3 separate regions of the Homo sapiens genome follow, and regions 2 and 3 are each linked to region 1. Evidence: read pairs that join two places in POLR2A ChIA-PET (ENCODE). Cell type or tissue: GM12878. All regions are shown on one strand. Links, peaks and the distances in the headings refer to the core of each region. The heading gives the core; the rest is flanking DNA. Region 1 overlaps DUSP16 (dual specificity phosphatase 16). Region 2 overlaps BORCS5 (BLOC-1 related complex subunit 5). Region 3 overlaps BORCS5 (BLOC-1 related complex subunit 5).

Region 1 (10,707 bases), core at 3,540-8,539:
TTCCATTTACTTACTCAGTGTCTTCCACCTGAAAACCTCTACGCAAATCTCATCTGTGTATATCATATTTATCCTCGCAATATTCTTTTGAGGAGGCAGGGGAAGATAATTCCCTCACCACTGACATGCAGGACAACTGGGGTCCAAAACTGTTTGTTAATAAGCAATTCGTTAATAAGCAAGCTACTACTAACTCAGGTTTCCTGACTTATGTTAGTATTTTCCCCTAAGATATGGGTAATATTTAATATATTCCTGTTATCTGACACTTCAAATTTTTCCCTGATTACCTAAGAAATATAATTACATTTTTTAAAATCATTATTACTATTTTGAGATAGAGTCTTGCTCTGTCGCCCAGGCTGGAGTGCACGATGTCGGCTCATTGCAATCTCCGCCTCCCGGATTCAAGTGATTCTCCTGCCTTAGCCTCCAGAGTAGCTGGGATTACAGGTGTGCAGCACCACGCCTGGCTAATTTTTCTATTTTTAGTGGAGTTGCGGTTTCACCATGTTGGGCAGGCTGGTCTCTAACTCCTGGCCTCAAGTGATCCGTCCACCTCAGCCTCCCAAAGTGCTGGGATTACAGGAGTGAGCCACTGCCCCTGGCCTCCCTATTTTAAGCAACTTTTCTGTATGTCATAAAATGGCTCAACTTTATTTACTGAGTTTTAGAAGAAAACCTTGTATAGGCTATGAATCAGGTTTAGCAGGTCACTTTAATGAGATCCAAGAGAACTTTTATCCCTTCCTTGATACCAGGAGTTATTGTCTTATGGCATTATCTCAATTCCCCACAACATGATGGAAGGACTCACGGACACTTTGTTAGAACCAAAGAACCAAGGAAATCCAAGCAGTGCTGCCATCTCTCACTGCTGAGGGGCTTAACAATATGTACATGTGGCAGGGGACGAGGTTATTCCACACAGCCTGGAAGCTACTAACATTCTGGCCAGTTCCATGACTGCCTCAATTCTAAATAATTACATGTGTGCTCAGTCATGAAGCTGAATTCTCCCCTTTTCATTCTTGGTAGATACTACCAAAAGTCTACTGAACCTTGTGTTAAAATTCTTGCGATTAACAGATGCGCAAAGAATCTTACTTTGGCAGCTGAATAATACAAAGCTATTCAATCTCACTGCCTATGCTATAAATATAAGTTTCTAGTGTAATGATTATTATATATAACATAATTATTCATCATATATAAAGCAACATACAGGTTTTGGGTAGCATATGAATAATTAAGCAGCAAGCAGCTTCCCTTCTAGATCAGGAAACCAAACACAATAAAACACTAACAAATGAATACCAAGCAACACTCAAACAAAGAATTGCATGCTATACAAGTAAGAACATATAAACTCGTGTACACAGTCTCATGCCTTCCTGTGCCTCCAGCATCCCCTTCCTTCTCAGCTATCATTTACCCCACGTTACTCTCAGTGTTTCCTTCCCTTTCTGCCCTACTGCTAAGAAGCTCAAAGCTAAGGTTTCTACTCAATTTCAATAAGAAGTAGCAATTCAGACTTTTTGTCAGTTACTGTACATTTCCTAGCCCCTATTACTTGATTATTGCTCCTTTATACCATTATAATGTGTATGTGTGAGAATATGTGTATCTTTTGGTTCTAACCTATTATTGAAAACTGCTTCAAATCCTTACTGGAAGGAGTCTGGGTTTTTGTTTTTTAATGTTGACAATACTCTCTCATTAATTTTAATAATTATCTATCTCAAAACCTAGATTATAAGGACCTAGAAGGATCTTGCTTGCTTCTAACAATCCCCCAAAAGACTTAACGCTAGGCACATGGTAGGCATCCAGCTGATACTGGCTGATACATATTTTCAAAAGAGATTTTAATAAAAAAAGAAGAAGGCTGGAAGGAAATAAAACAATGACAGTAACATGCGTTACGATGTTGAGGTTATAGGTTTCCTTTTCTCTGTTTTTCAAATTTTCTGCAATGTGCTTACAACTGTTTTTATAACCACAACTCTTTTGATGACGTCTTTTAAAAATGAAAAAAACAAGTGACTATACTGGAGTTGAGGTTCACCAGCATGCATCTTGGGAGACATGAGCCCTAAACTGTGTCTTCAAGCAAAGGAATTAATTTAACACACACAACTGGCAGAGAGGAGAAGGGAAATGTGTGCGAGAAAGCCCTGCAGTGGGACTGAGCAAAGTGCTCATTCGAAAACAGCCTGCCTTGGAGAAGAAACCAGAGAGAAGGTTTGAGAAGGTTTCAAAGGTGGGAAGCAGGTGTTTGAGGGTGGTGGGAATGTTAGGCTAAGGGCTACATTTGTTTTTTCAGACAGGGTCTCACTCTGTTCATCCAGGCTGGAGTGCCATAGTGCAAACATAGCTCACTGTAACTGTGAGCTCCTAGGCTCAAGCGATCCTCCTGCCTCAGCCTCCCAGCTAGGACTACAGGTGCACACCACCATGCCTGGCTAATTTTTGAAAATTTTTTGTAGAGACAGGATCTTGCTATGTTGACTAGGCTGGTGTCAAACTCCTGGCCTCAAGCAATCCTCCCGCCTCCGCTTCCCAAAGTGCTGTGATTGATTACACACGCTGCACCTGGCCAAGGCTACCTTTTTAACGCAGAAAACTAAGAAGCCTCTTCAGGTTTCTGAATAAAGAACGAGAAGGCAATGATGATGAAAACTGGAAACAAGCAGGTGGCCATTACCGCAATTAAGGCTAAAATCTAGGTTAAGAAAGGGGAGAGAGAACTGCAAATGAAAAGGGCAAAGATGCAGTGAGGATGAGAAGTTACAAAAGCTAAAAAGAAGGAAGTAATACTAAGAGGTGTTACAGAGTCCAGCTCAAAGGACAGAAAAAAGGAGGAACTTCAGATAACAATTTTTAAAATACTTATTAACAGCCAATTATGAGTCAGGTACTTTACAAGGTGTTCAATGGACATTATCTATTTTACTTATTTTTATTTTATCTTTTTGGTTTACTTTTTTTCTTTTTTTTTCATTTTACATTATCTATTTTAATCCTCACAATATCCCTGTAAGGTAGGTATATTACCTTCAGTTTCCAGATCAAGAAACTGAAGTGCACAGAAGTTTGAAGTAACTTACTCAAACCACTTCACTAATAACCAGGGTAGGCAGGACTCAAATACAGACAGTTTGCCTCCAAAATACATGGTCCTAATCACCTCCCTATGTTGTGTCCATGCAGTCACGAGTTTGGCATGAGGAGAGCTGGAGGAAGAGCCCAGGAGACAGTGAAGAGGAAGCAAGAGGCTGTATATGTAGCCAGCTGGGTTTGGGGGCACCTCATGAGTATCCCATAGCACAAACGGGCAAACTCTGTTACTGGCACATTAACTAAAAGACAAAACTCCACATAAACCTGAGTCCTTCCAACCAACCCGGAGACTTACCCAAATCTAATCTAAATAACAACAACAAAAAAGAAAAAATCACTATGAGCCTGTAAGTCATTAAGGGGGTACATCTTCAAATGACATGCTATCACTAACCATGGCTTAAAACCCCACAGATCCCTAAAACTTAAAGTATAATAATAAATAAAAATAAAAAAATTTAAAAATTAAAAAAAAATTTTACATTTATCTTTAAGAATTTGTGTTTGAGAATAATTAGCTCTTGCCATTCTACTACTCTGTATGTATGTGGGTTATCATTCTTGTGTCTTTCTTCTGCTTGAGTAAATAAAAAGCAAGAACAACAACAAAAAACCCCACAGAGGAGAAGACTTAGCAATTGTAGTGAATATGGGCTGAATTCAAAAAGTGGCCTGGAGATTTTGCCTTGAATTACTTGGGTGGGATAAGGATGATGGCTCTAATAGAACCAAGCAAATGAAATACTGATAAGTATTTGCAGATATTACAAATAAATTATAATATGTATTTTGTGTGTATGTGTTTAACCAAGTTGCAAAGTAGTTAAAGTTCTTTTGTATGAATGAAAGTGGCAGGATGACCCCAATATCTTCCATGAAAGGAAAAAATAAGTTGGGAGCAAAGTTATTCATATTCTCTATTCTCTTCTCTTTTCTACTAAACTTTGTCTCCTAAAGCCCACACATTGTCATGACTTAAGAAAATCATGTTCTCTTCTAGGTAGATTTTGATATCTGATTTTTAGCTGAAATTAGAGCCAATGTCTCTGGAAGTGACGTGCAATGGGAACATTAACCGTAATTTATTTTTTTTATTTTTATTTTTTTTGAGACAAAGTCTCACTCTGTTGCCAAGGCTGGAGTGCAATGGCGTGGTCTCGGCTCACTGCAACCTCCACATCCCAGGTTCAAGAGATTCTCCTGCCTCAGCCTCCCAAGTAGCTGGGATTACAGGTGCCCGCCACCATGCCCGACTAATTTTTATATTTTTAGTAGAGACGTGTTGGCCAGGCTATCGCAAACTCCAGCAACCTCAGGTGATCCCCCCATCTCGGCCTCCCAAAGTGCTGGGATTACAGGCGTAAGCCACCATGCCCAGCCAATTGTTATTTTTTAAAGAGACAAAAACAATGATTTGCTGAATGTTTTTTAGAAGTACAATGGGAGGGTGTGTGTTAACTTGTGGGGGTTTGTTTGTGATTTTTTTTTTTTTTTTTGAGATAGAGTTTCACTCTGTTACCCAGGCTGGAGTGCAGTGGCGCGATCTTGGCTCACTGCAACCTCCGCCTCCTGGATTCAAGCAATTCTCCTGCCTCAGCTTCCCAAGTAGCTGGGACTACAGGCATGTGCCACTACGCCCAGCTAATTTTTGTATTTTTAGTAGAGGTGGGGTTTCACTATATGTTGGCCAGGCTGGTCTCGAACTCCTGACCTCAGGTGATCTGCCAGCCTCGGCCTCCCAAAGTGCTGGGATTACAGGCGTGAGCTACCTGGCCATTTGTTTGTGATTACTTTAATATGAACTAAGTCATTTATCTTCAGATGTTTCACAGAATGAATCCTAATTGAAGATGAAACCCTCAGCAACCTGGAAATCTTGAAAAAAAGGCAAGTGTTTTGGAATTACTTAAAGTTCCAAAAGCATTAAATAGAATATTCCCCTCACAGGTGAAAATTATAATATGGGGCTTAATATACATAATTCCACTTTTTGTTTTTGAGACAGGGTCTGGCTCTACTGCCCAGGCTGGAGTTCAGTGGCACAATCTCAGCTCACTGCAACCTCCGCCTCCTGGCTCAAGCAATCCTCCCACCTCAGCCTCCCGAGTAGGCGGGACCACAGGTGCACTGGTAGAGACAAGGTTTTGCTATGTTGCCCAAGCTGGTCTCGAACTCCTGGGTTCAAGTGATTGCTTGCCTCGGCTTGTTAAAGTGCTGGGATTAAGGCATAAGCCCCTGTGCCTGGCCAATTCCACTTTTTTTTTTTTTTTTTTTTTTTTGGAGACAGAGTCTCACTCTGCTGCCTAGGCTGGAGTGCAATGGTGCAATCTTGGCTCACTGCAAGCTCTGCCTCCCGGGTTCATGCCATTCTCCTGCCTCAGCCTCCCGAGCAGCTGGGACTACAGGTTCCTGTCACCTCGCCCAGCTAATTTTTTGTATTTTTAGTAGAGATGGGTTTTCACTGTGTTAGCCAGGATGGTCTCAATCTCCTGACCTCATGATCCACCCGCCTAGGCCTCCCAAAGTGCTGGGATTACAGGCGTGACCCACCGCGCCTGGCCAATTCCACTTTTTTGAAAGAACTAGTTCTTTTATTTTTAATTATGGTAATGGTAACCAATTCAGAGTAATTATGGATTAGGGTGCTCCAACTTATGTAACTGGGGGAAAAAAAATTCCTTACATGGAACATCAAGAGTCACTGTGGTATGTTGCTCAGGAGCTAGCAGTGTTTCTCCTCTGCTCAGCCACTGTCCACTAAAGCCACATTCCAAATACACATCACCAAGTTACCACCCAGCAGATCTGATCCTGTGGCACCAAAATGCCTCAGCAGTAAGTACCCAGGGGCCAGAGAAGCTCCAGAATTGAACAAGCCCAGGAAGCACAACAAAGTATGGCACAGATGAGATCCCGTCAAGACCATTGCCAGGAAAATAACCAAATGAGAGTGTGTGTGTGTGTGTGTGTGTGTGTGTGTGTGTGTGAAAATTCTGTTAGATCAAACACTACCTGAAATTATTGGCATGTGGACCCCGGCTCAGAAACACTGACATAAAGACTTAAATGTAATGGGATTTGTTTTCAAAAGATTTGACTTTTCTCTGTAAAAAACACAGCAACAAGGCAACAGGGAATATTACCAAAGTTTCCCAAAGGCTTGTATAGGATTTGAAAAAGTTGGGGGAAGAATTTAACCCTAAAAGCTTAACTGATTTTCAAACACCTGCAAATACATAATTACAGATCCTGTGAAGCTTAACCTTGGTGGTGTTAAATGTTAGCTAGAATGTCACAAGGCCAGTCCTTAGGGACAGTGTGACACACACGTCACCTTGACCACCAGATGAGTAAGCTGCACCACGTGCTGTTTTCAGACTTTTGAAATCTCTGAAATAGGCTCCTTTTCTCTAAAGAAAAAATGGGGGGCTGAGGGGGTTCACCTACACATGAGACGATCACCCACAGGACCTGCAATATTATTTGAGCTACTTACCAATGAAATCTACTGATTTGTCCAACCACGGCAAAATTTTCTCACAAAAGCTGTCATTCACAGGCACACGCAGGAAATGAGACTCGGGGATAAAGTCAGGCTTTGGACAGGTATTGCTGGCATTTAACACATAACCAATCCCATTCTGCTGCATCAGCTCCTATGGAGAGAAAGAGTAGCAGTTAAAGTGACTAATAATATAGTAAACATGATCATTCTGAAAGAGTGAAGTTTAATGTGATGATAAAAATGCCCAGTTTCCTTGAAATATAATTCATTCAGATCAGTGAAGTCCAAAAACCTAGCAAAATGACATCTAGAGACAAGTTTAAAGAAAAAAAAAAATTTAAGGACAACAAACGCTATTTAAAATAGTATGCTTGAAGCCCACACATCATTCATATAGTCAAGTCTCTATTATCTTCATTACTAGAGAGAGAAGTGGAACAAAGAATACAAAAGAAAACAACAGTTTATATGATTTTAGAATATATGGACACACAACATTTTCTTCCCACACGGAACACGCTGGTTCTCTAAGATACAATTCTAGTCATTCTTCTCACTCTAAATACTCTCTTTGAAGGCTGCACTTACTTCTGTAGTCTTAATTACCAGTTCTACATGCTGATGGCGTGTGTGTGTGTGTCCTCTTAAATTTCCAACCCGTATCTCCAACTACCTACTGACTATCAGGATGTTCCACAGGCCCTTCACATTCAAAATGTCAGAAACTAAACATATTCTCTTTTTCCCTTTTCTGCCCCCAACTCCTGCCTCCTCTCTGTAATCCCCAAATTGGTTTAGGGTAATAACATCGACCCAGCCAACTAAGCTCGAGAATAAAATGGGGCTCCTTTCTCTTCCCCATGACCCTCATCCAAATGGCTGCCAAATCCTTTTGGAATAACCTCTTCCATTGATCCTCTCTCCTCTCTATACCCATTCACTGCTCAGTAGCCAAGATAACCAAAAAAGCCACCAGGAGCTCTTGAAGTTTGCAGTGGTTTTCTCTCCAAACCATGTTCTGAACAACTAGAGGAATCTTTGTTATGATTAACCCCAAGCTGGGTGCTTTATCCACATTCTTTTCATTTCCTTGAGTCTCATTTCCTGCTCCTGTCCCATATAGCACCCCCAACGTCAAATGTATACCCACCCTCTGTTCACACGATTCCTGTGCTTAGAAGGCCCTGTCCTTCTTCCAGAAGACACTCTTCCCACTTTTCCTACTTTAACCTCATCTGTGAACTCTTTCCCACTCATGCATAATTAACCATTCAGTTCTCTGTCCTTCCAAAGTACTTTGTTCACACCATTAATTAAGCACCTACCATAGTGTGTTACCATTAACAGATAATTCTCATCTCCCCTGTTATGTAATGAAGTAATGAGTAAGATCTTGGACCGCGTCTTGTTTTTGCACCTTCAGCCCAGCTATAGAATTGCACTCAAAACAATCTGTTCAACTGACATCCATCCACCATTTAGCAGGCAAGCCCACACAAACCCGCTTCATTTAGTCATCCCCCTGCTGCCTCTCAGGAGACGTTCCAAGCCTGGAATAATTATCTTAGTCTAAGCAATCTTGGTCATTTCTTCCTTCTCTTGGAATACTACCTTTTCTACAAATCTTTTCCAACTACCTGAAAGAAAATGGGCAATTTTCTTCCTATATTACCCTTCTGAAACATGCCAGTTCCCTAATCTCTTCATTTACTACATTTGGCACAATAAATATACTTTATTTTACATAAAAGGTGAACAGCAGCCGGGCGCAGTGACTCATGCCTGTAATCCCAGCACTTTGGGATGGCCGAGGCAGGAGGATCACCTGAGGTCGGGAGTTTGAAACCAGCCTGACCAACATGGAGAAACCCCAACTCTACTAAAACTACAAAATTATCCAGGTGTGGTGGCACATGTCTGTAATCCCAGCTACTCGGGAAAGTTGAGGCAGAAGAATCGCTTGAACTCAGGAGGCAGAGGTTGTGGTGAGCTGAGATCGCGCCATTGCACTCCAGCCTGGGCAACAAGAGCAAAACTCCATCTCAAACAAACACACAAACAAAAAAGTGGACAGCATAAATCCAGATTGTGTATGCAACCATCTCTTATCTCTGAGATGACAATGTCAATAAACAGCTTTTGGAACTAGGTGGATTTCTTAGATTGGCCAACACCCTTCAGCTATGCCAGAGCCCAAGTCTTCTGATGGTCTCATGCTTCTGTTAGGTTAACAATCAGGCTACGTAGATCTTAATGGTATTTACTACAACCTTTAAACTTTTGTACATGTAGCAAAGGTTACATTTGTTTTTCTATGTGTGAACCCAAGGTGAGTTTATCTAGTACTATCTGATCAACAACAGGGTGCAGAAACTGATTCAGGATCACTCATGTAAGAACAGAAGTGGGTCACTGGAGTTAAATCAGCCTTTGAGGACTTTCTCACCAATAGTCCTTTCCACCAACGGTACTACATTTTTCTCCTTTCCACCAATGGTACTACAGATATGTTAAATTAAAAGTAAAGGAATTAGTAATATCCCTATCCACTCAATTCAATAATGAAGAAATTACAGAAGTTTCTGAGAAATGAGGTGACTCTAATAGTGTTACACACTGTACACAATCAAAAGACAACAGGAAATTCTAAGAGAAAACATGTTGCAAGTCAATAAGGACTGTCAAAATTGATTTTCCATAGAAAAAATACGATGTACACTTCTGACAAGTAAACTTAATAGCCTACATTTTAAAGAAATGACAACCTATATTAAGTCAAAAAATATTTATTGAGCACCTTTGTTAGAGACCTTTTAATTAGACAATGACACACGGTACTGATTAAGAAAATCATATCTAACATTTAATGAATGCCTACAATGTGCCAGGTACTGTATTAAGCATTTAAATGGACTGTCTCATTTAATTCTCACAACCACCCTTTGATGTGGGTTCAATTATTGACCTCCTGGGGTCAAGTGATCCACCTGCCTCAGACTCCTGAGTAGCTGGAACTACAGGCATGTGCCACTGCTCCCCTCAAATTTTTAAACATTTTTTTTGTAGAGACAGGGTCTCGCTGTATTGTCCAGGCTGCTCTCAAACTTATGGCCTCAAGCGATCCTCCTACCTTGGCCTCCCAAAGTGCTTGGATTATAGGCATGAGCTACTGTATGCAGCTAGTAAAATATTTTAAACGCAAAATGGACTGAGAAAAAATTAAATAATTTCAATGGCTTTATTTATAAAATTTTTAGCTTAAAAGGTCTATTGATTAAATCTACTATCCAGATGCTACCTGAAAATTTTTTTGGAATAGTAAGATGGGACTTGATAAATAAAACAAGTACAATTTGTAAAAACAAACAAACCAAAAACAAAAAAAAACCCTTAAATACTTAATATAATTTGGCTACTAAATTAAATATCATAAATAAGTGCCTTCTTATCTGGATTGGTAGTCAGTGGAAAAAGTCAGTTAAGGGGGAAATCATTAAAAATGATATATACATACTCGAAACATCATTTTAACTTAAAACAAATAAACATGCATGAATACACTGATTTCTGATGCAGGACCACAGCTTCTTGTTTTCTAGGTTAGCTGACTGGAGTTCGTAAGCAAATCACACCTAAGTGCATCTACCACTTCTACTTTTCATTTTTTAAAGAAGAGCAGGAACTTGTAAAACACTATCAGTGCCAAAGCCTTCTAGATTAAAACTGTCCCCCAAATACTTTACAGCTCCCTTATTCCCACCTAATTTGACAAACATATATATGGCAATCTGTCTTTCCTGAATCTTTCCAAAACACCTGACTTAGGTCACAGAAAAGCATCCCTCTTCCTTCACATTTCATTGGTGTATGTCCTATTTTAATTAACATACATAATTATAATAACAAGTCCAGTGGCCTAAAGTTCGAGAACAAACACAACTGATTCTTGGTAAGTATACTATTCAAATGGTGGAGGCAGACGTGCTACAGCAAAGAGCCCACTCATGCAGCAGGCATTCACCTTCCAAAGATGTGGGGAAAAGATGTCGTGAAATCTCTGGAGTCAGTTAAGAAAGTTT
Region 2 (10,707 bases), core at 5,339-10,338, 58 kb before region 1:
TTTCCAATTCTGTGAAGAAAGTCATTGGTAGCTTAATGGGGATGGCATTGAATCTATAAATTACTTTGGGCAGTATGGCCATTTTCATGATATTGATTCTTTGTATCCGTGAGCATGGAATATTCTTCCATTTGTTTGTGTCCTCTTTTATCTCGTTATTTCATCGAGCAGTGGTTTATAGCTCTCCTTGAAGAGGTACTTCACATCCCTTGTAAGTTGGATCCCTAGGTATTTTATTCTCTTTGAAGCAATTGTGAATGGGAGTTCACTCATAATTTGGCTGTTTGTCTGTTATTGGTGTATAGGAATGATTGTGATTTTTGCACACTGATTTTGTATCCTGAGACTTTGCTGAAGTTGCTTATCAGCTTAAGGAGATTTGGGGCTGAGATGATGGAGTTTTCTAAATATACAATCATGTCATCTGCAAACAGGGACAATTTGACTTCCTCATTTCCTAATTGAATATCCTTTATTTCTTTTTCTTGCCTGATTGCCCTGGCCAGAACTTCCAACACTGTGTTGAATAGGAGTGGTGAGAGGGAGCATTCTTGTCTTGTGCCGATTTTCAAAGGGAATGCTTCCAGTTTTTGCCCATTCGGTATGATACTGGCTGTGGGTTTGTCATTAATAGCTCTTATTATTTTGAGATACGTTCCATCAATACCCAGTTTATTGAGAGTTTTTAGCATGAAGCGCTGTTGAATTTTGTTGAAGGCCTTTTCTGCATCTATTGAGATAATCATGTGTTTTTTGTGGTCGGTTCTGTTTATGTGATGGATTACGTTTATTGATTTGTGTATGTTGAACCAGCCTTGCATCCCAGGGATGAAGCCGACTTGATCGTGGTAGGTAAGCTTTTTGATGTGCTCCTGGATTCGGTTTGCCAGTATTTTATTGAGGATTTTCGCATCGATGTTCATCAGGGATATTGGTCTAAAATTCTCTTCTTTTTGTTATGTCTCTGCCAGGCTTTGGTATCAGGATGCTGCTGGCCTCATAAAATGAGTTAGGGAGGATTCCCTCTTTTTCTATTGATTGGAATAGTTTCAGAAGGAATGGTACCAGCTCCTCTTTGTACCTCTGGTAGAATTTGGCTGTGAATCCTTCTGGTTCTGGACTTTTTTTGGTTGGTAGGCTATTAATTATTGCCTCAATTTCAGAGCCTATTATTGGTGTATTAAGAGATTCATCTTCTTCCTGGTTTAGTCTTGGGAGGGGGTATGTGTCCAGGAATTTATCCATTTCTTCTAGATTTTCTAGTTTATTTGTGTAGAAGTGTTTATAGTGTTCTCTGATGATAGTTTGTATTTCTGTGGGATCGGTGATGATATTCCCTTTATCATTTGTTATTGTGTCTATTTGATTCTTCTCTCTTTTCTTCTTTGTTAGTCTTGCTAGTGGTTTATCAATTTTGTTGATCTTTTCAAAAAACCAGCTCCTGGACTCATTGATTTTTTTTAAGGGTTTTTATGTCTCTGTCTCTTTCAGTTCTGCTCTGATCTTAGTTATTTCTTGCCTTCTGCTAGCTTTTGAATTTGTTTGTTCTTGCTTCTTTTAATTGTGATATTAGGGTGTCGATTTTAGATCTTTCCTGCTTTCTCTTGTGGGCATTTAGTGCTTATGCTGTTTTCTTTGCACTTATCATGAGGATTATATTTAAGATCCTAACGTGGTAACACAATAATTTGAATTTATACCAGCTTAGCTTTCTTTTCTTTTATTTTTTTTTTTAAGTGAAAACAAGTTTATTAAGAAAGTGAAGGAGGCCGGATGCGGTGGCTCACGCATGTAACTCCAGCACTTTGGAAGGCCCAGGCAGGCAGATCACCTGAGGTCAGGCGTTCAAGACCAGCCTGACCAACATGGTGAAACCCCATCTCTACTAAAAATTCAAAAATTAGCCAGGCGTGGTGGCACATGCCTGTAGTCTCAGCTACTTGGAAGAATCGTTTGAACCCAGGAGGCAGAGGTTGCAGTGAGCCGAGATCGTGGCACTGCACTCCAGCCTGGGTAACAGAGTGAGTCTTCATCTCAAAAGAAAAAAAAAAAGTAAAAGAATAAGGAATGACCTCCAGAGGCAGAGCAGTGACAGCTTAACTTTCATAACATAGAAAAACTCTGCTCCTTTCCAGCTTAGTTTCCATCCCTTTCAGTTGTTAATGTCACAAGATAATATCTTTATACAGGGTGTGTCCAAAATATAAACTAATACTTTTTTAATGCAGTAATCTCTCAAATTATGTAAAAAAACAAAATATGGAGTTATAAACTAAAGTTACAATAACATTAGCTTTTAGACTAATTTTTTTTAATGTATCAGTCTCTTAACGCAGAAAGCCAAAAGTGGAGCTACAAACCATGGTTACAAAAGAGTTACGAACCATGGTTACAAAAACCCCTGTAAATACATGGGCTTTTTTTTTTTTATTTTTTATTTATTTTTTTATTTTTTGAGATGGAGTCTCACTCTGTCACCTAGGCTGGAGTGCAGTGGCGTGATCTCGACTCACTGCAAGCTCCGCCTCCCGGCTTCACGCCATTCTCCTGCCTCAGCCTCCCAAGTAGCTGGGACTAAAGGCGCCCGCCACCACGCCTGGCTAATTTTTTTGTATTTTTAGTAGAGACGGGGTCCCACCGTGTTAGCCAGGATGGTCTCAATCTCCTGACCTCGTGATCCACCCTCCTTGGCATCCCAAAGTGCTGGGATTACAGGCATGAACAGTACATGGGCTTTTATAATTTGCCATATATTTACCTTTACTGAGATCTTTATTTCTTCACTCAACTCTCTAGTGTGCTTTCATTTCAACCTGCAGGACCCCCTTTAGCATTTCTTGCAGGGCAGGTCTAGTATTAAGAAACTCCCTCAGCTTTTTTTTTTTTTTTTTTTTTTTTTTTTCCTGACTGATACGCTTAATTTCTCCCTCATTTTTGAAGGATAGTTTTACTGGATATAAAATTCTTGGTTGACAGGTTTTTTGTTTTTTGTTTTTTTTTCTTTTAGCAGTTTACCACCTTATGGCCCCCTAGGTTTCTGATGAGAAATCTGTTGATAATCTTATTAAGGTTCCCTTTTATGTGATAAGGTGTTTTTCTTTTGCTGCTTTCAAATTTCTCGTTGTCTTTTTGTTTGTTTTTTGAGACAGAGTCTCAGTCTGTCACCCAGGCTAGAGTGCAGTAGTGCAATCTCAGCTCACTGCAACCTCTGCATCCCAGGCTCAGATGATCCTCCTGCCTTAGCCTCCCAAGTAGCTGGGACTACAGGCATCTGCCACCACGCCTGGCTAATTTTTATATTTTTTTGTAGAGATGGGGTTTTGCCATGTTGCCCAGGCTGGTGTCAAACTCCTGACCTCAAGTGATCTGCCCACCTTGGCCTCCCAAAGTGCTGGGATTACAGGCGTGAGCCAGTGTGCCTGGCCCTTTCTAAAGGTTGATTATAATGTGTCCTGGTGTGGGTCTCTGAATCCTGTTTTGAGTTTGTTGAGCTTCTTGGATGTTTGTATTCATCTCTTTCATCAAATTTGGGATGTTTTTGGCCATTGTTTCTTCAGATGTTTTCTCTCCCTTTCTCTTTCTGTTTTCCTTTTGGGACTCCCACAATGCATACGGTTATCCACTTGATGGTGTCTCATCAATCCCTTAGATCAGTTCACTTTTCCTTAATCTTTTTTCTTTCTGTTCCTCAGACTAGATAGTATTCATTGTACTCATTATTCACTCATTCTTTCTTCTGCCTGCTCAAATCTGCCTTTGAATCCCTGCATTGAATTTTTCGTATCAGTTATTTCAGTTCCAGAACTTATTTTTCATTTCTTTTTAGGTTTTCTGTCTCTTTATTGATATTTTCCATTTGTTTATACATTGTTTTCTTGGCTTTCTCCATGTCTCCTTTAGCTCTTTGAGCATCTTTAAGACAGTTGTTTTAAAGTCTTTGTCTAGTGGATTTGCCATTGTCTTTTTTCAGGGACAGTATCTGTTGGTTTATATTTTTCCTTTGAATGAGCCATACTTTTCTGTTTCTTTGTATGACTGGTGATTTTTTTTTTTTTGAAAATTGGACATTTAAATCCAGTAATATGGTAACTGTGGAAACAGATTCTCCCCCTTCTCTGGGTTTACTGTTTTTTGGGTTTATTTTTGGTATTTTGATTGTTACAGGATGTGTCTGTGCCAAGAATCAGCCAGAGGTATACATGTTAGGTCTCCTCAGATCTTTTCTGAGCCTGTGCTCTTCCCTGGGCATGCATAGCAACTTTCTAATTTCCCCTATATATGTGGTTGCTTTTGAATATCCTGGTCTTTAATGTCCGGGTCCCAGAGAGGGAAAAAGAAAAAAGTGAAGGAGGGTGAAAAAAATGCTGCCCCCTTTAATCCTCTGAAAGTCACTTCAGCGTGAGTGGGAAGACCTTGCAGCAGTGTGGTGGAGGTGCAACAACAGTGATTACCGTCTGTGTCTCTGTCTGCACCTTTGTGATCAGAAGCAGCCAACATTGATCAGAGCATAGATTCATATTTAGAGGACAGGGTCCTTTTCTCCCCTGCTGTCTCCCACAAACTGTGTGCAAGCCACTCCAGGAATAAGTGCGTAGCTGCCTGCAGTGGGGATGGGAGCTTTGAGATGGCTGGTGCTATTATGATGACAGCTGAAATAGACTGAAAGTAATTATAATTCATCATCCAGGCCTTCCTCTGGATGTTGCAAGCCTTCAATAGACTCTAGAGCTACAAAATAGTTACATCAGACAGAGTGCACCAGTGCAATTATTTAGTTGGGAAGATAAATTCCTGGTGCTTCCTACCACAGTCTTCCCCAAATTCCCTTTTTAGTTACTTTTTTTAGGAACCCCCATACTGTTTTCCCCAGCAGGTGCACCATTTTACATTGTCACCAGCAATGCACAAGGGTTCCAAGGATATGGAGAACATCCTTGCCAACACTTGTTATTTTCCATTGTTTGGATAATAGCCATCCTAATGATTAAGTGGTATCTCATTGTGTTTTGTATTTCCCTCATGATTAGTGATGTCGAGCATCCTTCATATGCTTATTGGCTGTTTGTATATCTCCTTTGGAGAAATGCCTATTTAAATCCTTTGCCCAATTGTGTGGTTTGTTGTTTTATCTTTTTAAATTTAGCTCCTTTTCATATTTGCCTTCCTTATAAATAACTCCTGCTTCTTCTGGTAATCTGCTTGAGGAATGAGATCATTTCTTTGCTATTTCCTACAGTGCTAGTACATAGTAGTGTGTGCCTGGTAAACACTTATAGTGGTAGGATAGGCCAGTCATACAGCCAGCTTTTGAAAGCCTGCTTAATTGACTACTACAGTTGGTGACTGGGGACTTTGAGACAGTGAGGAAATTAACACGAATTGTGTGCCTCCTCTTTGCTAGGTGCTGTGGTAGGCATAACTTTATATAGTTCCCATAATACTCCTTTAATATGTCACACTTACAGATGAAGGATTTGAATTAAGGGAAGTTAAATTTAGACTCCCTCAACATCACACAGGTTTTAAATGGCAATCCTTGGATTCCAATTCCGGGTCTACCTGACTCCAAACTTTTTCATTATACCATGTGGTCTCCCTTCCCTAGTCTGGTAAGTTCAAACAGAGAGCAAGCCTGCGAACCTGGAAATTGTTTAGGGCAGATGAGCAGTTGAACATTTACTTAATAGGAGACAGAGAATCGTGCTATATTGCCGAGGCTGGCTTTGAACTTCTAGGCTTAAGCAGTCCTCTCACCTCTGCATACCAAGTAGTTGGTAACTACAGCCTATTCCATTTTACTTAATTATTCAAGAGGAAAAGGTAGAGATTGTGAAATGCTAATTTTATAGCAGTGAACAGGATTCCTCGAAGACACTGAGGTGTGTCGTTTGTGGATACTGATGACCTTTGGAAATACTGTGTCTACTTTTGGGTGTGACATCCTCTGTTCTTGTTTCTTTGGTACCATAAATTAGGGCCACTGGCCATGGCCAAATGGGTGCCTAACACAGAAGGATGAAGTGCTTTTCATTGCTTACCACAAATTCCCTTGAACCCTTTACTTCTCTGAGACTTAAGAAATGCAAGAATAAAGGGAACAGAGTTTTATCAAAATCCTATTGTGTGCTAGGCAAACCCTAGAAGGGACATGATTATTATCTTGCTTTTACATATGAGAAAATTGAGGCTCAAAGATGTAAGATAAATTGTCCAGATTCACACAGCTAATAAATAAGGGAGCTGAATTCAGCTTTTTCCATGCTGCCTCCATTAAAAAGTTCCTCTGTCTTGCCCTCTGGTGGGTTTCGGAGGTCCTGGGAGAAATGTTTGTATCCTCACCAAACATTGTGGTGGGTGGCATCTTACATGGGGCTTGTTCTGCACTTGCAGTTTCTTCTGCCACATGGTTTAACCAGAGCAATGATGACTGCCGTTGCCCCCTCGAGGTTAGCACTCCTCTGAGGTCACAGGGTGGGGATAAATGTTCTGAAGGAATCAGCCTTAGAAAGCACACTTTTTCTAAGTATCCCGAAGGAATCAATCACTAACGCACATCACAAAATTCTCTCCAAGTTGGGAAGATGGTTTTAGACTTTCTCTTTCTTTTCTTTTTTTTTTTTTTTTTTTTTTTTTGAGGTGGGAGTCTCGCACTCTCGTCCAGGCTGGAGTTTGGTGGCACAATCTCGGCTCACTGCAAGCTCCACCTTCCAGGTTCACGCCTTTCTTCTGCCTCAGCCTCCCAAGTAGCTGGGACTACAGGCACCCGCCACCACGCCCAGCTAATTTTTTGTATTTTTACTAGAGATGGGGTTTCACCGTGTTAGCCAGGATGGTCTCGATATCCTGACCTTGTGATGGGCCCGCCTCGGCCTCCCAAAGTGCTGGGATTACAGGCGTGAGCCACCGCGCCCGGCCAGACTTTCCCTTTCTTTAAGAAGAGAAGGGAGTGCCTTTGAGAACTAGAGTTTAAGTAAAGGATACATATAGCTTAAGTGCTTTTATCTTTGAAATATACTATGACCAATAGACTCGAAAATTTCTTATTGTTTTTGGGGGTATCATAGTCAATTTGGGCTCCTATAACAGAATACCATAAACCGGGTGGCTTAAACAGCAAGCATTTATCTCTGATAGTTCTGGTGGCTGGGAAATCCAAGGTCAAGGTGCCGGCAGATTTGCCTCTGCCGAGGACCTGCTCCCTGGTTTGCAGATGGCTATCTTCTTGCTGTGGCCTCACATGGCTGGGAACAGAAAGAGTGAGGGGAGGCTCTCACATCTCTTCTTCTAGTGACACTAGTCCCATTCATGAAGCCTCTATACTCATGATCTACTCACCCACTAAGGTCCCCACCTCCTAATACCATTACACTGGGGATTAGGATTTCAACATAGGAAATTTGGGGAAACACAAACATTCAGTCCATACGGGGGAATTTTCTTTTTTCAGAATCTGTTGTTTAATTATACCTTCACAGTAACTTTTGTCAAAGTTATATTTAATTTCTACTTCCTGGATTCTGTAGCAGTAAATGGAGCTCGTTATGTGTCCCAATATTTGTAATACTGATTTCTAGTCCTAGAAGTATCTAAGCCTCTCAGAGTTAAGGAATTCGGTTTGGTAATAGGCTAAGCTAATAGCCATATGGCTCTGCACTGTGCTATAGAGAAACTGTGGGTTTCCCCCCACCTGACATCTCAGAATGAAAAAGATCACTCTGCAGAATATTTCCCACACTTCTAACCCTGATGATTTTTCCACTCAACATTTTACACAAAGAGGTAGGTACAGATGGTAGTTTGCTGGATCTCTGGAATATTCAGTCTTGGTCTTCACTCACTCCCTGGAGCCTACTCCTCATTTTTGTATAAGCAAAGTGGTTTAAACAGGGTCTTAGGAAATATCTCCAGTATTTACCATTTGCAAACCTAACCCTTAATATATGGAATCTGTTAGATCAGGTTTTTAACTCAGTAAACATCTTTGGGTGCATCCCCGTATTAAACTAAAGAAGAAGTAGAAAACTGAAGGCAATGGCCCTGTTGCTTAACTGTAAGGAACATGTAATTTAGAAACTTCTTCTCTTTAACATGGAAAACTAACCATAAGTATGTGGATCAACGTTCTTCTTTATGGAGTATTAGGAGTGAAGTGTCATGATGTTATGGTGTTTTTAACGGCTCAGCAAAAGAAAAAAAATTATATAGTGAGATGAAGTAGATATGACAAAATATTAGTTGTTGAATCTAGGTGGTGGGTATTTGGGTATACATTTTTCCCCTACTTTTCTACATTTAAAAATTTTCATAATAAAGGGTAAAGCAGAAAAATCCTAAGTGTAAAAAACATTTATAAAACTATACAAAAAATAATTTCAAGGTTCATTCTCTATTAATGGTATTGGAGTTGGTAGGAAATAATTAAAATAGGAGTATAAATCCAGAAGCCCGCAGAGGCCAGGCAGGTAATGTGGGTGAGTGGAGCTGCCGGGCATTGGACAGGAGGGAGATGGTGGGGACTGAGCAAACAGGCAAGTGCACAACTCATTGAAAGCATTCCAAAAATTTAAAAAATCTTAATGCTCATTCAGAATGAAACACTTCAGAGGACTGGAAGTTTGTGGTCTCCTAAAAATGACAAAATTTACCGTCTCTAAATTTGCCCAGCTTTCTGTCCTTCTCCCTCTTTTCAGAAGATCCAGGAGAGGCGTAGCTATCAATACGAGAGGGAGATGGTTTCCTGGCACAAGAGGGTGATGGGAAAACATTGTGTTCAATGCCTCTAGAATTTGCCTGGGTTGCCACAACTTTGTTGCTTCAGGAATGGAAAATGTGGCCCATCTTCTTATTTTCTCTGTCCTGTCTTGCTCCTGCTATGACCCGGGGCAGGATTTGCGGTGGGTTTATGGAGATTCCTATGAGTCAAGGAAGCACATTCTGAGGATAGAGTCATGCACCTGGGTTTTGTTTTTAGATGGTTAGAGGGAGGCTGCAATTGTGATTTATAAGAATGACTTAAAGTGTAATTCCTTTGATTTTGAAGTTGGCTAGGCAACTTAATTTGAACATCCTAGTGTGCCTATTAGACCTGGCAACCTTCTCAAAATCCCCCTCCTACTTCCCTCGTTTCCCTCACCCTCCACCTTTTTCTCAAGAGGTAGAAGTGAGAGTTTTGTTTTGTGAGCTAAGGTTGGGTTCTGGGCCCTCTGCTTCAGCCACCTGGCAGCTTGGGCTGGCCCTGTAGCCTTCCTCCACTTCATTCTGCGATTCAGGCTCCCAATAGTCTTCTGAAGCACCGGAGAGCTTCCTCATGCACCTTAGAAGAGCAGATTCAGACTGAGACAAGGACTCGCTCTTAGGCATATATGCAGCCTACAGAGATCCTGGGAAGCCTTTTTCCTCCTAATATCTTCCTAGACTTATGCTTTCCTTGGAATTCCAGCAATAGAACTGCATACTCGTACCCTAATCAAGAACCTTTTATGTACTAGGTGCTCTACTAGACATGAGATAAAAAGATAAGCAAAACGTGGTCCCTGTCTTCAACCAGCTCACCATTTGTTATACCACTTTAATCACCTTAGAGAAAATTTTTTTTTTTTTTTTTGAGACAGAGTCTTGCTCTGTCACCCAGGCTGGAGTGCAGTGGCAAGATCTCGGCTCACTGCAAGCTCTGCCTCCTGGGTTCACGCCATTCTCCTGCCTCAGCCTCCCGAGTAGCTGGGACTACAGGCGCCTGCCACCACGCCTGGCTAATTTTTTTATATTTTTAGTAGAGACGGGGTTTCACCATGTTAGCCAGGGTGGTCTCGATCTCCTGACCTCGTGATTCGCCTGCCTTGGCCTCCCAAAGTGCTGGGATTACAGGCGTGAGCCACTGTGCCTGGCCGATAAAATGTTTTAAGATGTGTTCGGCCATATGAACTTTGGTGAGAATTAAAGATGAGGTTTTTACTTATGGAGTAGGGGGCACTTGGGATGGGTGAAGAAGGGAGAACTGCCCTGAAGTTCTTACTCATAGATGAGGAAAAACCTCAGCTTTTTGTTAAAATGAGTTTATTTATTTAAAAAATATTTAAGGGGGAAATGCATTCATTTGGTTAAAAAAAGTTCTGTTAAAAGTATACTATGAAATTCCCCCTCTTTACCCCTTGCCTCCATCTAATTCTTATATATCATTTCAGAGTTTATTTATGTAAATATAAGTAAATCTGAACATATACTCTTGTTTACTTGCACCCCAACCCCCATTTTTATGCAATGATAGCACACTCTATGCATCTATATACCTTTTAAAAATTTTATCTTATGGAGGTTTTTTTCCATGTAAGTACATAGAGAGCGCCCTCATTCTTTTCTTTGTTCATGTAATACTATTTATAGATATACCCTGATTTAATTAACAGGCCCTCTATTCAGGGACATTGTGGTGTTTGCTGACCTTTGCTGTTACAGTCACTGCTGCAATGAATACTCTTGTATATACATCATTTAGCTTGTGTGCTACTGTGTGTGTAAATTCCTAGTGGTGAAGCTGTTGCATCAGAGGCTATGCATTTGTAATTTTGTTATCCATGCCAAATTGCCCTCCTCCATAGGGTGTTAACAACTTACACACTAAGCAGCAAAACCTCTTTCCTCACAGCTCCACCTACAAAGTATTTTTCATGCTTTTCGTTTTTACCAATTTGACAGGTGAAAAATGGGCTT
Region 3 (10,707 bases), core at 422-5,421, 52 kb before region 1:
GAGCCACTGTGCCCAGCCTTATTTGCAATTTCTAGGCACTCTTTATATATTAGGAAGTTTACCCTATGTGATATGAGTTATCACAATAGGAGGAAAAAGGCTTCCTGGGGTCTCTGCAGGTTTTTTATTTTCCTCAGATTTTGGGTATTCTTTTTGTATTTTAAATTTTAACTTGTGTTTGTTGTCATGAGGAGTCTTGGTTTTTGTATTGTTGAATTTATCAGTGTTTCCTTTATGGCTTTTGCATTATCCTGGTCCACTGTTAATGGCACAAAATCGTTCATTCCTTTTTCCATGGTGCCTCCTTCCTCTTTTCCTCTTTCAATTTCGGATTGACAGCAAAATGCTTTTGGTATCTTCTCCCAAGTTTGCGTTCCTGGAAATGTATTTCTTGTCAGTGATAGGGTAGCCCTTGATAGTTTTGTTAGGAGATTTTAGTGGTCTGTAGCATTCCCATTTTCTTGGTACAGGCACTCTGGGAAACTGACAGTTTCTTATAAAACTAAACATGCAATTACCATATGACCCAGCAATTGCATTCTTGGGCATTTATCCCAGAGAAATGAAAACTTATGTTTACACAAAAACCTGTACATGACTGCTCACAGCAGACTTGTTTGTAATAGCCCCAAACTGGAAACAGTCCAAATGTCCTCCAATGGGTGAATGGTTTAACAAACTCTGATACATATATACCATGGAATACTACTCAGAAATAAAAAAAGAATTAACCATTGATATATCAACAACATAGACACATCTCTAAAGTTTTATGTTGGGCAACTAAAAAGATTCAATCCTAAAAGCTTACATCATGTATTATTTCATTTATATAACACTTTTGAAAGGACAAAATTTTAGAAATGTTGAATGGATTAATGGTTGCCAGTGTTTTAAAGATGGAAAGGGGGATGAGAGAAAGAGTGGGGTAGGTATAGTTACAAAAGCAGCACAAGAACTCTTTGTGGTGATGGAACTTTTCAGCATCTGACCATGGTGATGAATACATGAACTTGTGTATAGGAAAAAAAACTAAATACAGACACAAATCAGTGCAAATAAAATGAGGAAATCTGGGCTGGGCACAGTGGCTCATGCCTGTAATCCCAGCACTTTGGAAGGCTGAGGCAGCTGGATCACCTTAGGTCAAGAGTTTGAGATCAGCCTGGCCAACATGGTGAAACCCTGTCTCTACTAAAAAATGCAAAAATTAGGCAGGAATGGTGGCACATGCCTGTAATCCCAGCTACTCAGGGGCCTTGTTCAATTGCTTGAACAAGGTTTCAGTGAGCTGAGGAGATCATTCCACTGTGCTCCAGCCTGGAAGACAGAGCGAGACTGTGTCTCAAAAAAAAAAAAAAAAAAAAAAAAAAGGAAATCTGCCCGGGTGCAGCGGCATACTCCTGTAGTCCCAGCTACTTGGGAAGCCAAGGTGGGAGGATCTCTTGAGCTTAGGAGTTTGAGGCCAGCCTCAGCAACAGAGGGAGATACCATCTCTAAACCAAAAAAGGGAGGGATGGGTAGGATCTGAATAAGGTCAGATTATATCTATGTCAATATCCTGGTTGTGATATTGTACCATAGTTTTACAAGATGTTTCCATTGAGGGAAATTGGGTAAAGGGGACACGGGATCCTATACATAGGATCTCAATAAAAATTTCAATTAAAAAATTCCCAATTTCTGCTAATACTGGATTCACCAAAACATACTGCCTGGAAGCAGGTTCAGGTCAAGTAACTGGTGCTCTCCTGTGTTAGGACTTGTAGTGCAGCAGCTGAGCAGTGGAATGTGGAGGAGCCTAGCAGTGCCTCGGGTTCCAGCCCTGTATGCTGCTCTGTCTCAGAAGATCTGAGAGCATCGACCAGCATTTCCCAGGATTCTCTGGGACAACCTAGCTGGGTAGCCCTTCATACAGCCTGTCTGGAGGGAGAGAATACTGGCTTCAGCTCTAATATATCAGAACAGTGTGGTGTGGATGTTGGTGGTTGGGGACAGTGAGGGGTGGACATTGGTGGTTGGGGTCGGTGAGGAAGGGTTCCCAAGATGAGCTTTGGCCAGGTGAGGTGGCTTACACTGAGGCGGGAGGATCGCTTGAGCCCAGAAGTTCGAGACCAACCTGGGCAGCAAAACCCTGTCTCTACTAAAAATACAAAAACTAGCTGGCTGTGGTAACAAGTGCCTGTGGCCTCAGCTACTCTGGAGGCTGAGGTAGGAAGATTGCTTGGGTCCAGGAGGTCGAGGTTGCAGTGAGCTAAGATCACGCCACTGCACTCCAGATGGGCAACAGAGCAAGACTCTGTCTCAAAAAAAAAAAAAAAAAAAAAAAGCTTTGCTGTGCCCTGCACGTGACCTACTGTCATATGTATTCTGTGTTCCTTGTGCTGTAGCATTGGCTCTGCTGTGAGACAGAATGGTCTGGCATGTGGTAGGGCGATCACTGGGATCCCCAAGACCCTGCTAGGGAATCTCTGAGGTCAAAACTATGTTTGTAATAATACTTAGACATTATTTGCAAAACATGCTCATTCTCTTACAGAAGTGTCCAGTGGAGTTTTCCAGAGGCTAAATGATGTGAAATAGCAACAGATTAAATGCAGAAGCAGCTATGATATTCCAGCTGTTTTCTATTAAGGCAGACATTAAAAAGACATTAATAAAAATAAACCAGTGGCATCATTTCACTTTTTTGGTTTGGAAGAATATTTTCCTTAAAATGTTATTTTTGTTAATGTATAAAGGGGTTATCATTATATTTAAATGATTTAATATTTAAGAATGTTCTCAGTTTTAATTTTTATAGGTGAATATCAAAAGATAAAACTCACATAAAAGCTCTTTGGGGTCCTTGGTAATTTTTGAGAGTGTAGAGGTTCTGATAATTGAGAACTGTTGATTTGGCAGAAAGCAATAGGCTTAATTTCTAGACTGGGCTTTGCTTTGTGAATGTGGGCATCATTTGGCCTCTTCAATTGATTTCTTCTCCTGCAAATGCTATTAATTGCCCTGCTACATACCTATAAAAATATAATCCCCTATGCAAATACAGGGGAGATTAATGGTTACCTGGCTAAGCTGGTGTTGAAAGAAAATGTAAAGAATGAGTTTCTGGCCTGTTAGCTGACAGTCTGTTTACTTGTTAAATGTCTCCATTTTAGCATCTCCTAGCAGTTTCTGTATACATTTGATTTCTTTTTCTCAGTTTTTCAGACAACCATTTTAATTATTTTTAAAAATTATATTCCCACATTTTCAATTAATAAGGGATTTATATTCCTAGTACCTTGAAGTGATGTGATAAGGTCAGGAGCTCTGTTCTTGGAGAAACCACTTACTAGCTATGTGACGTTTGGAAAGTTACTTAACTTCTCTGTGTCTTGGCTTCCTCCTGTGTAAATGGAGCTAATAATACCTCACTTTCCAGGGCAGCTGTGAATACGAAAAATCGTGCACAAGAAGCACTTAGCAAAAGTGCTTGGCACATAACAGATGCCCCATAAATAATAATTGCAACGATTGTCATTAACATATAACAAAAGATGCAAGATTAAATTGAAGTCTTACCCTGTCTTCAGTGAACTTGTTAAACTACTTTATTCACAAGTTTATTAGCAGTAATTTTAATTTCATTTCATTTTTTTCTCCTTTGAAGGGCTATTGAGTGGCCAGACTTCCCCAACAAATGCCAAATTGGAGAAACTGGACTCTCAGCAGGTGTTGCAGCTCTGCCTCCGATATCAAGATCACCTGCATCAGTGTGCAGAGGCCGTTGCTTTTGACCAGAATGCTTTGGTTAAACGAATCAAAGAGGTAATGTGCTGCGGGAAAATAACATTGCTGACTGGTTGTTGTGATTCTCTGCAACTCTGGATGCCATCTTAAGACTTGACATTTGTCACTATTGCTTTGAGGAGATTGCTTTTTCCCAGCAGTAAAATGTGATGATGAAAAAAGTGGTCCACAGAGCTGGGCTAATTTAGAGTTTGAATTCTGATCACCACTGATTTGCTTGGCCAAGTTGCTTAACTTCTCTGTCTCAGTTTCCTCATGTGAAAAATGGGGCTAATAGTAGTAACTTACCCCAAGGGTTGAGTGACAGATTGCTTAGTAAGTGTTAGCTATTATTAGTGCATGTAAAGTCCTGCCATACTAATTTGCTCTAGCCACCATTCTGTCTTTGAATTGACTTTAATTGTTTCCTGTGTATAATTTATATTTTGTTTCCCAGTAGATTAAAATTTCTTTCAAAGCAGGAGCTTTGATACGAAAAGCTCCAGTGATTCTTAATGGTTTTATGGAAACAATTACGCCTATTTAACCCGCAAAGTTTTTAAAGGAAAGAAGCAATGTAATTCATGTGAAAGTACTTAGTAAACTGAAGCACATGATGCAAATGTTGTGTAATTATCAATCTCAGTAAATAGGTACTTCCTTTAAGCACTTAAATGTATCATTGACCAGCTGCTGCACAGCACAGTTCTAGGGGCATAAAGGAATAAGTAAGTACATTTTCCAAAGTTTCCAGTCAAGAAAAACTTTATATTCCTGATACCTTGATGTACTGTAATATCAAGGAAATGTTAGGAGCTGTTTACTGGAGAAACCACTTCTGTGAATGGCACTCCCAGATTTGTTTAACAAAGTGGCCCTTTAACTCTGGTGAGAGAAGATGGACATGGAGAAACAAGTGATGGAGCAAGAATCACTGCAGATTAACAATTTGTATTTAGCAATGGAGGTAGTGTATCCTTGAGATTACAAAGCAGTCATTAGTTATATTGACAGATTTAAATTTGCCAACACCTCCAACATTTTAGTGCTTAGCTTTCATAAAATGTTGCATGCATATACTCTTCTCTCATGGGTTAAATACTATTATTTGGAAAACTATTAAACATGACCTTTGATATTGCTTTTCATTGATGTGGCTTTGCAAATATTATAAACTTATTTTACTATATTATGGTCTACCAAGCTTTACTTTCCAAACATGACTATTCATTGGCATCATGTGAGTTTTTTGTTTGTTTTAATACTGAGTTCTCCCCTCCTCCCAGTAAGTCTAGGTGTGGTCTGTGAATCATTATTTTAATAAGATGTTATGGTTTGGCTGTGTCCCTACCCAAATCTCCTCTTGAATTGTAGCTTCCATAATTCCCACATGTCATGGGAGGGACCCAGTGGGAGGTAATTGAGTCATGGGGGCAGGTCTTTCCCATGCTGTTCGCATGATAGTGAATAAGTCTCATGAGACCTGATAGTTTTGTAAAGGGGAGTTCCCCTACACAAGCTCTCTTGCCTGCCGCCATGTAAGATGTGACTTTGCTCCTCATTCACTTTTAGCTGTGATTGTGATGCCTCCCCAGCCATGTGGAACTGTGAGTCAACTAAACCTCTTTCCTTTATAAATTACCCAGTCTTGGATATGTCTTTATTAGCAATGTGAGAACAGACTAATACATAAGTTTACCAAATGATACAATGCCACCCTCTATTACCCAGGATTTGGGAACCAGTGGTCTTAAGCACTATTTCTAAAATAAGTTCTACAAAACTAGTCCCATATAAAGAGGTCAAACGATTTGCATATTCCCTCACCACCCCTTGGAAAGTCACAAAGCGTATTATCTCACTTAAAGTTCTTAGGAGTCTCACAATAAAGAAAGCCAGACTTTTGAAACTTAGTTGACCTCAGAACACTTATCTTAGGTAACATTTATTAATGTCCCATAAAGTAGTGATTTTAGAACATTCTTTGGGAAATGCTATTGTAGACATAAGACTTTACCTTTTTAATTTTTTTAGAAACAGAGTCTTATGCTGTCACCGAGGCTGGAGTTTAGTGATAACATTCATAGCTCGTTGCAACCTCTAACTGCTGGGCAGAAGCGATTCTCCAACCTCAGCTTCCTGAGTAGCTTAGGACTACAGGTGTATGCCATCACGCCTGGCTATGTTGCCTAGGATGTTTTCAAACTCCTCAGCTCAAGCGATCCTCCCGCCTCTGCCTCCCAAAGCACTGGGATTACAGGTGTGAGCCACTGCCCCTAGCCAGACTCTACCATTTTTTACAGTTGTGCTAGAAGTTAATTAACTATGACATTAACTCTCAGAGAGGAGATCTTAGAATTATAATAAATTGGCTTTTTGATGCTTATTCTTTTTAAAAAGTCCTTTAAGTTCAAGACCAGCCTGGCCAACATGGTGAAACTCCATCTCTACTAAAAATACAAAAATTAGCCAGGTGTGATGGTGCATGCCTGTAGTCCCAGCTCCTCGGGAGGCTGAGGCACAAGAATCGCTTGAACCTGGGAGGTGGAGGTTACAGTGAGCCCAGATCATGTCACTGCACTCCAACCAGGGCGACAGAGCCAGATTTCATCTCAAAAAAAAAAAAAAAAAAAACGAAAAACAACAACAAAAACCTCTAATCCATATCTGTTGTTTTGCAGTTTAGTAAAGTGTGGTACGGAGAGATTAACTGACTAGCTCTATATCAGAGAGCTGGGGAAAGTGTTTTGTAGCTGGAAGTACCAGACAGAGCTTCTCATTATAGCACATTTTCAAGACTTCAGAGCAGTGTTTGTCAGCCCTGGTTACATGTTAAAATTACTCGGAAGTTTTTTCCTCCAATATATATGATGGGAAATTTTACACATATACTGAAGAAGACAGGGTAAAAGAAGGCGGAGTAACACAGTGAACCTTAATGTACTCATTACCAGCCACTACAATCATCAGCTTGCAAATACTCCTGTTTTATCCATATCCCCACTCCCTGCCACCCTCAACTGTATATTTTATAGTAAATCCCCAGACATTATTTCATTCATAAATATTTAAGTATATATCTTTAAAAGTGAAGGATTCTTTTAAAAAATAACTTTTAAATTTGAATTAATTTTAGACTTGGAGGAAAGTCACAGAAATAATTTGAGAGTACCTATATACCCTGCCCCATGCAGCTTCCCCTAAAGTTAACACTTTACATAACCTTCGTACAATGATCAAAACCAGGAAATTAGCTTGGTACAATACTAGCAATTAAATGGAGGCCTTATTTTGAATTTTACCAGTAATTCCACGAATGAATGACTGAGTCGTTTTGAAAGATGTAGTTATAATGCTGTTATACCTAAAATATTTAACAATGATACCTTAATTCATTCAGCATAGCTGAGGTGCTGTTAAGAAAATTCTGATGTCTGGGTCTCACTCCGAACCGATTAGATCAAAATCTTTGAAGGGTGATAGGGTTAGGGCGGTGGGATGTTGGGTATTGGTATTTATGAAGGTGCTCTAGGTGATTCTAGTATGTAACCAGGGGAGAACCAGTGTTTTGGAGCATTCATTTAAAAATAAACTGACTTTGGCGGGCGACATGGCTCATGCCTGTAATCCCAGCACTTTCGGAGGCCAAGGCAGGTGGATTGTTTGAGCCCAGGAGTTCAAGACCAGCCTGGGCAACATGGTGAAACCCCATCTCTACAAAAAAGACCAAGAAAAAAAACAAACAGGCATGGTGGTGCGTGCCTGTAGTCCCAGCTACTTGGGAGGTGAGAAGATGGTTTGAGCTCAGGAGGCAGAGGTTGCGGTGAGCCGAGATCTCCACTCCAGTCTGGGCTACAGAGCAAGACCCTGTCTCAAAAAATAAAATAAACAGTTTAAAATTCTGTTTGAAGAACTTTGGGATTCACTTTGAATAGTCAGTAATTACCCAGGATTATTGCAAAACAGAGACCAGCACTCACAGTACTGAGCAATACCTCAGCAGCGTGCTCGGGCAGAGGAGGTGAGTGCAGTTTTGGGGCTTTCATTGGTGGCGTAATGTGTCCGTCTTATCTCTGTTGGTGAGTGTTAGCAAACTCCTGAATCATATCCGTCCGTCTATGTTCACCTCAGACCTAAGGGTTGAAATTAGTCACTTCCAAATGAGTAAAGCAGAGGATGTCATTTTGATCAAACACCAACTCTCTGATATTATTCCAGATGTTTCCTGGAAATTTGGTTGGAAAGATGAGGAAGTAACATAATGCTATGTGTTGACAAGTGAGGGAACTTAATAACCATGGAGAATATGTGTTAGTGGAAGTATATAACCGGGATCAACTAGAGGTCCCTAAGATTACAGTACCTGTGATCACTTAAGTCTGGATCAAAGGGAAACATGGCTATAACTATTTCTGATTCAGATAAAGGAAAATCAGAGAGTTAGCTCAGCTTTCCTTATGTTAAATTTGGATGATGCTCTTGAATGAAAAGCTTATGTTTATAGATTTGTGTATGTGAGGGAGAAGAACGGAGGTAATTTACTTTGCAATCAGGGAGTCTAGTGACATACCTTAACTACTAGTTTCTTTAATGGCGATAGGCTGACCCCTCAGCCAGCACTGTTGAGCAGCTATTGCAGACCCACCTAGTGGGGAGGTCCTTTGGGGGTTCCAGAGACATGTAACATGGTCCTTGCTCTTTGAGAGTTTAGCCTCGCTGAGGGAATGAAGATATACAGAACAGAAATATGAAAAAGGCACTGTTGAAGGGGAATGCTCATTTGTTATTTATAACTAAAGTTCTGTAAGAGTTAAAGATTGGGATATCCTGGAGCAGACGGGGTTTAAGCTAGGTCTTTGAAAAAAAAAAAAAAACCAGGATTTGGGAAATGAGAGGAAGAGGGGGGCATTGCTGCAGGGGAACAGCTTGACAGTCTTAGAAGAAAATTAACTTTGGGGCTTCAGGGACACTGAAGAAACTGGCCTGAGTTTCAGTGAGCTTGCTCAGAGAAATCTCTGCATTAAGAACCACAGAATGTTGGAATTGGAAGGACCTTAGAGACCCTCTGGTCCAGTGCTCTCATTATTCAGATGCAGAAATTAAAGGCTTTTACAGAAAGTAAGCACTTCGCCCAGGTCACACAGTGAGGTAGTGGCCAAAATTAAGTTAAAAGTGGATGAAGATCAAAGGGGATTTTTTGTTATGCAGGTGGTGCACTTGAACATGTTTACAGGATGAGGGGGAAGAGGCAGATGAGACAAGATCAAAGATGAAGGAGAAAGGGGGATTCTTAGAGCAAGATCCCTGAGGAGGCAAGAGTTGGAGCCTTGTGGGACATCTGTTCTGAGAGAACAGGGAGGACGCAGGCAAGTTTATGACAGGAGGGTCCCTGGCACAGATCGGTCACACCCAGCAGCTTGTATCCTCTGTGGAGAAGAGGGAGGTCATTTGTTGAGTGGTCATGGTGACTGGGTACAGTAATGAGTGCCATTAGGCATTGAGGGCTCAGCTGAGGCAGGGCAACTTGTATTTGCTCTTTGTATTTGCAGACAATTTGGCAGAATGGTTCTGAGCGTAAACTCCAGAGCCACACTGCCAAGGTTCAATCCTGGCTCCATCTCTGACTACCTGTGTGACCTCAGGCAAGTCCCTTAATTCTTCTGAGCCTCAGTTTCCTTTTCTGTTCAGTGAGAACAGAATGACATCCACCTCAGGTTTTCGTGAGGGTTCAATGAGTTATTCTTGGTACAGTTCTAGGGACCACGCCTGCCATGTAGTAGACACTGTAGTGTTAGCTCTTTGTTATTGCTTTAAATATAAATGATGACTAAGGAGAAAGGCCTATCCTAATTGCCATGAATTGGCCCATTTGAAATTACTTGATACCAGCAGCTGTCTAAATATTGCCCCATTTTAAGTTCTGCTCTTAACAACCCAAGTATAAGCACTAAATAGAGGCAAGGCAAAAAAAAAATTTTTTTTTTTTTAAGCCCACTGTGGTTTCCTTCAAACCCTGCAGGATTTCTTTCATGCCATGAATATGTAGTTTTTGGAATTTCTGTAGTGAATTTAACTGTTTATTCTGCTTTGTGGATAGCATACTCGTGCCTGGGGAACATGGGTCTTGAGAAATGTGAAGCTGGATGGTGGCAAACCATTAGTCCTTGGCTTCTAGGCTGTGGATACATGGCTGCCTCTGATTTGGGGGATTTCCTGTATATTGCCTCATTTCTAGTTAAGGATTCAAGTTGACAGACACTTAGTTTTAGGTTACATCTATCATTGAAATGTGGGGTAACTGAAAAGCCAACCAGAAAGGAGTGTGCTTCCTCCCCAGGTGTGGTTTCCCTGGGGGCGAGGGATGAGGCTGGTGGCAAATACGCAGCCCCAGGAAGATGCAGCACAGACTTTTGGAGCTTCTCTTGTCACTTCCCTGGGTCTTACTTCTGCCTCATTCTAGTTGCTGTCAGTGGGTAAATGTGTTCATAGATTAGAACAAGTTGCAGCACAGACTTTTGGAGCTTCTCTTGTCACTGCCCTGGGTCTTATTTCTGCCTCATTCTAGTTGCTGTCAGTGGGTAAATGTGTCATAGATTAGAACGCCTTTGTAACTAAGATAAAGCCACAAGCTTTATTTTGTTACAGTTCCTGTGTGCTTGCTTGAAGGCCTTGAGAGTACATTCATGATATGATTCTAGTAACTCCTGTTTTAATTCTTAGATGTGTTGATAAGCATAGTGTATTGACATAAACCAGTATGAAGCATGGAGGGGGTTCAGATGAACTGGTAAGAAAAACTTGCAATCCTTGGAAAGCCATATGATTACACAGGATTATGAAGAGGCCCTAAGGTTTCTCTAATTTAGCCCTTTCATTGTGCAAATAAAGAAACCAAGGATCTTCGAGTGTATATGGGATTTGCTGGGTATCTTTCCA

What was found. Peaks named below come from ENCODE experiments on the same cell type or tissue, not always from the same donor. Only the 100,000 strongest peaks of a DNase experiment are listed, where the experiment ranks them.
Region 2: POLR2A ChIA-PET joins it to region 1 with 5 read pairs; 8 of 35 experiments call an interaction of 5 or more read pairs at or near these places.
Region 3: POLR2A ChIA-PET joins it to region 1 with 5 read pairs; 11 of 35 experiments call an interaction of 5 or more read pairs at or near these places.

Annotation. Positions count from the first base shown.
Region 1 is chr12:12,480,409-12,491,115 of GRCh38, forward strand. It overlaps DUSP16 (dual specificity phosphatase 16), which reads right to left. Exons shown (of 7, transcript NM_030640.3): 5 at 6,620-6,779. Among named protein-coding and RNA genes, the nearest start is that of DUSP16, 77 kb to the right of the region's middle. In GM12878, for the core only: no CTCF peak of the experiment used is centred there; a DNase peak (open chromatin) is centred at 6,453; H3K27ac peaks cover 1,161 bases.
Region 2 is chr12:12,420,565-12,431,271 of GRCh38, forward strand. The region is part of intron 2 of BORCS5 (BLOC-1 related complex subunit 5); the gene reads left to right. Among named protein-coding and RNA genes, the nearest start is that of BORCS5, 69 kb to the left of the region's middle. In GM12878, for the core only: no CTCF peak of the experiment used is centred there; a DNase peak (open chromatin) is centred at 7,618; H3K27ac peaks cover 690 bases.
Region 3 is chr12:12,431,976-12,442,682 of GRCh38, forward strand. BORCS5 (BLOC-1 related complex subunit 5) reads left to right here. Exons shown (of 4, transcript NM_058169.6): 3 at 3,653-3,810. Among named protein-coding and RNA genes, the nearest start is that of BORCS5, 80 kb to the left of the region's middle. RefSeq lists a silencer at 440-734 and enhancers at 7,201-8,400, 7,680-7,974. In GM12878, for the core only: no CTCF peak of the experiment used is centred there; no DNase peak of the experiment used is centred there.